2 separate regions of the Homo sapiens genome follow, and region 2 is linked to region 1. Evidence: read pairs that join two places in POLR2A ChIA-PET (ENCODE). Cell type or tissue: GM12878. All regions are shown on one strand.

Region 1 (2,500 bases):
CCTTCTCTGAGCTGGTTTCCCTATCTGTAAAGTAGAAACAATCATAATGATAATGGAGACAATGTTCCTGCAGCGTGAATGAGATAACAAAAGCTCATGTCAGACGCGTAGGTGGTGCTGAAACATGTCTGCTGCTTCTCCCCTCCTCCAGCGTTTCACACTGTGCACCCACACTGGGAACTTAGGGGAGTTCCTGGACCCTCAGGGGAATGATATCACAGAACCATTCTAATTGCCTAAGTCTCACAAGCAATCTGATATGCCTAGTATTTGTTCCTGAGTCTGAGAGGAGATCGTTATTGTTCATCTTTTAAAGCAACAGGTCGCCCAGTCTGTTGACGATACCTCCCATCAAGACATATGCTCCACCAAGCTAGGAGCGGATGATGCCAGAGCCGCCTTGCTTCTTGGATTTTCTTCTGAGCCCCACCGTGCTGGGGAGACTCTGAGCATGGTAAATATTTAAGCACACGTCTTGTGTAACTGTCACAGATCCGGATGCACCGGGAGCCATGGAGCCACAAGCTGGCACCTGTCTAAGTGTCCCAGCTTCGAGAGACGGTGTTTGTGCCAACATTGGGAGTCTGTTGGCGACCAGTGGCTGATAGGTAGCAGAATTCTGTGGTCTGTTAATTGTCTTGGAAGCAAATCCTTGAATTGGGAGAAAGAGAAAGCAACTGTAATTAAAGCTTCCCTTGGGCAGAATTTCCCTGTGCAGGCAGTTGGCACATTTTTTGTGTGCCCGTTAAGCTCCAGGCACTGGGCTAGGAACTTTACGTTCACTGAAGCTTTTAATCCTGGTAACAGCCAAAGAAGAGACTGTTATTGTCACCAAGAAACAAAGGCTCAGAGAGGTTAAATGGTCTGCTCAGAGTTCTACAGCTACTCGGTGTCAGAACTAGGGAATGAAGCCAGAGTTGGGAAATGTAGCTATGAAAAAAGAGAGTTGATATCACCATTTTAAAACCCTGATGCCCTGCCAGCAACATCGCCCAGAGATTGAGATCCTTGAGACCAGGGAGGAGGCTTGTGTTTGCAGGGAATGCCTTTGGGTGCCACCACTAGGTCAGACGCTAAACCACATCCTGATGCCTCATAGATGCCCATTGGGGAAATAGATTCTGTCACGTCTCAAGGTATGTATTTATTAAAACCCATGGGAATGGAAAGACAGCAGAGAAAAAGAAAGTAGAACAACACAGGATGAAGGGGCTGTGCTGCCTACAGTAAACAGAACCCAGGAAGCTGATTACAGCAGAGATGGAGGTCACCTCCCCTTCCTCTGTGCCCCTGCCATCCTCAGCATTCTCCCCCTGCTCCCTGAACAGCCCTTCCTGCCACTCATGGGACACCCTACACATGACACGGCCACTGCCAGGCTCCAGGAGTCTGGATAGGAATAACCAGATACATGATGAGCCTACAGTGTTGTTTTAAAGTTTATCTTATTTATTTATTTTAGGGGCAGGGTCTCACTCTGTCACCCAGGCTGGAGTGCAGTGGCACAATCACAGCTCAATCATAACTCACTCACTGTAGCCTTAGAGTCCTGAGCTCAAGTGATCCTCTTGCCTCAGCCTTCCAAGTAGCTGGGACTATAGGTGTACACCATCAAAACCAGTAATTTATTATTATTCTTTGTAGAGATGCTTTGCTTTGTTGCCCAGGCAGGTCTCCAACTCCTGGCTTTAAGCAATCCGCCCACTTTGGCCTTCCAAAATGTTGGGGTTACAGGAGCAGACATTGTGCCCAGCAAGGTTACAGTTTAAAATAATCACAGAAGTCCCTTTCTGAGAGAGTTCAAAAACAAATGTTATGGAAATTCTGCCAGAAAGATGTATAAGAGCTGGACTTGGGGAAGGTTTTAAGAAAGAGGGACTGGAGTGGGACCCTCACGGGTGAGTAGGGTATAGATAGTTGGGGTGGGGCTGAGGAAAGAAGCTTCTGGGTGTGACCCTATCCTCACAGAGGACAAGAGTGTGGGGAGGGAGAGAGCACAGAGCTCCCACTGGGCACCAGGGGAGGTGAGGGCGATCATGCGTGGTGCGGAAGATCACATAGGACCTTGAGAGCTACTTCTAGCAACAACTGTATTCTGAGTGCCCTTGTGGGGTCTGCTGAAGGGTTTTCAACTAATAGGATGAAATCAACTAGGAATACCAATGGGTCTGTCTGTAAGACCAGGAGCTGCCTTTAGGTCTCCAGCATAGCACATGCTCAGGTGTTATGTATGTGTTGAACTCAATTTAGGTTTATAGATAGATAGGAAAGAACAGGGATATTTGATCTGGTGTAAATCCTACTCTTCATTGGAAATGGAAGTTAATGGTTGTGAACCCCCCAAAAGAAGACAAACCCTGTAGTCACAAAGATTATGAAGTCATCTCAGGTTGATCTCTCTTTGCTGCCTATAGCCTTTCCTGGTAAATAATCAATGTTTCAACAAGTGCAAATCAAAATAACACTTCTTTTGCTCCTGGTTTATAAATGAGTCAGTGCT
Region 2 (2,500 bases), 220 kb after region 1:
GTGACTTATGAAATAGGTCATATGGAATGAATGAGAATATCCCAGGCATAAGAGAGAAGGGCATTCCTGACAGAATGAACTGCATATGCAAAGTCAGGGAGGTTTGAAAGCGTTGAACTTGTTCCAGCAACAGTAAGAAAGAAGTTTAGTGTAGCAAGAGTATAGGTATATATAGAGAAGTGAGGTGGAGCCCATTGAAGACCTATGCACCTTGCTAAGGAGGTTAGACTTTCTTCTTATATGGTGAGAAGCCCAGAGAGGTTCCGAATCTAGGATATGTAAGATAGGATATATGTGCTTTAGGATGACCATTCTGTCGGCTGTTTAAAGGATGGTGTGAAGAAAAGAGAGATTAGAGTTAGGAAATCCTTTGCATTGCTTCAAATGGGAAATAAGGACTTCAACTAAGACAGGAGTGATGGGTATGGAAAAGATGGTCTAGATTCCAGAGCTCAATTCCATTCAGTTTGTGGAACATTTACTGACATTTACCATATAGCAGGCTGCTAAACACTGTGATACAAAAAAAAAAAAAAAAAAAAAAAAAAAGAACAAGAACTGGTCTCTGATCTTGAGTTTTCTGTCTAGTGGGGAACAAAGACACACCAACAGGTCACTTCAGTATGATAATGGTTAAGTGTCATAATAAATAAAGGCTTGCAAAAGGTATGAAAGGAGCAAAGATGGGTTCATAACCTACACTAAGGTTCATAAAGCCTTCCTGAGAGGGAAACTTCCAAGCAGAATCAAGGAGAATGAATGGGAGCTGGCCAAGGGAAGCAAAGGGCAAGGACGTTGCAGGCAGAGGGCTGGGGAGAGTCTGCCTGAGGGTCAGGGAACCACCAGGAACTGCACGGAGTCTCTTGCTGCTTACCTCCATGTGGATGAGGAGTGACACGAAGGAGCCTGAGGTTGGAGTGGAAAGTTCACCTGTGTTCCTGTAGTGGAACTTGGGGATTCATATGGAGCCTCTAAGAAATGCTAAGGAAGCTTGGACTTTATCCTGTTGATGGTGGGGAGCCCACTGAAGTGTTTTAAAACATGAGGATGATGTGGGCAGCCTTGTGGCTTAGGTGGTTTATTCTGATAACGGATGAGATAATAGTAGCTCACTTTTCGTTGAATGCTTATAATGTGCCAAGCTGTGTTGTAAGCATTATGCATGTATCGCCTTGTTGAAACAACCCTGCTATTATTAGCCTCATTTCACAGGGAGGTTACTGACACACAGAGAGATTAAGTAACTTGCTCAGATTTACACAGGCAGTGGCAGAATGAGGACTTAATCCGCAGTGATCTGACTCTAACCCACAGTGATACTGCTAGGTAGGTAGATGTGAGAGAGTGGCTGGACTCTAGGGAAGAGAGGATGATGAGCTACTCTGCGGTAACAGAGAGAAGGTCACTGATGAGTCAGCTTGGGCTGCCACAGCAAAATACCACAGACTGGGCGGTGCAAGCAACAGAAATTTTCTCACAGCTCTGGAGGCTGGAAGTCCTCCAGGTGCTATCAGGATTGGGTTTTGGTGAGGACGCTCTTCTGGGCTATATATGGCCTTTTTTTTTTTTTTTTTTAAAGAGACTGGGTCTCATGCTGTCACCCAGGCTGGAGTGCAGAGGTGTGATCATAGCTTGCTGCAGCCTCAAATTCCTGGGCTCAAGCCATCCTCCTGCCTCAGCCTCCTGAGGAGCTGGGACCACAGGTGTGTACCACTGTGTCTGACTATTTTATTTTCTTGTAGAGATGGAGTCTCACTCTGTTGCCCAGGCTGGTCTCAGACTCCTCTCCTTGAGTGATCTTCCCACCTCAGCCTCCCAAAATACTGGGATTACAGGTGTGAGCCCCTGTGCCCAGCTCTAGTCTCTTCTTATAAGGACACTGATCCTATCAGATCAGGGCTCCACCTTTGACCTCACTGAACCTTAATTACTCCTTAGAGGTCACGTCTCTAAATACAGTCACATCAGGGATTAGGACATATGAATTTGGGGGAACACAAATATTCAGTCCATGACAGCGACAATTCTGGAGAGTATTTGAAGATAAAATCAGCACAAGTTGGTAATCGATTTGATGTGGGGAGTGAGGTGGAAGGAGGAGTTTAGGATGACTCTCAGGTTCTCACAAAGATGCAGAGGAGGGGCAAGCCTGTGGGGTGAATGAACAGCAGTTCGGTTGAGGTTACTGTAGTTCAGCACTTGGAAAGCTTCCAGGAGATAGTTGCGATGCTGATGTGGAGAGAGGCAGCGACGTGTGTGGATGGCAGTGGAAGCCACAGGCTGGGTCACATCACCTAGGGAAAACATGTAGAGTGAGAAGACATGTAGGACTGCCAAGATGGAAAAATATTTACGAGGCAAGCAGAAGAAAGCAAAGGGAGACTTAAGAAATAACATACCTTTATCCCTGAACCCAAAGGAAGAGAGAATTCCAGGCAACAGGGAGTGTTTGACACATTCTGCGGCCTCTTTGTATCAAATTTGTATTCTTAGGTGAGAA

The links. ChIA-PET counts read pairs that join two places held together with the same protein. Peaks named below come from ENCODE experiments on the same cell type or tissue, not always from the same donor. Only the 100,000 strongest peaks of a DNase experiment are listed, where the experiment ranks them.
Region 2: POLR2A ChIA-PET joins it to region 1 with 10 read pairs; 2 of 35 experiments call an interaction of 5 or more read pairs at or near these places.

The regions. Positions count from the first base shown.
Region 1 is chr13:30,794,947-30,797,446 of GRCh38, reverse strand. No RefSeq gene overlaps it. Among named protein-coding and RNA genes, the nearest start is that of LINC00398, 7.0 kb to the left of the region's middle. In GM12878, no CTCF peak of the experiment used is centred here; DNase peaks (open chromatin) are centred at 198 and 1,147.
Region 2 is chr13:30,576,418-30,578,917 of GRCh38, reverse strand. It overlaps a transcript of HMGB1 not described here. Among named protein-coding and RNA genes, the nearest start is that of USPL1, 40 kb to the left of the region's middle. RefSeq lists a silencer at 1,119-1,178 and an enhancer at 1,399-1,478. In GM12878, no CTCF peak of the experiment used is centred here; a DNase peak (open chromatin) is centred at 1,377.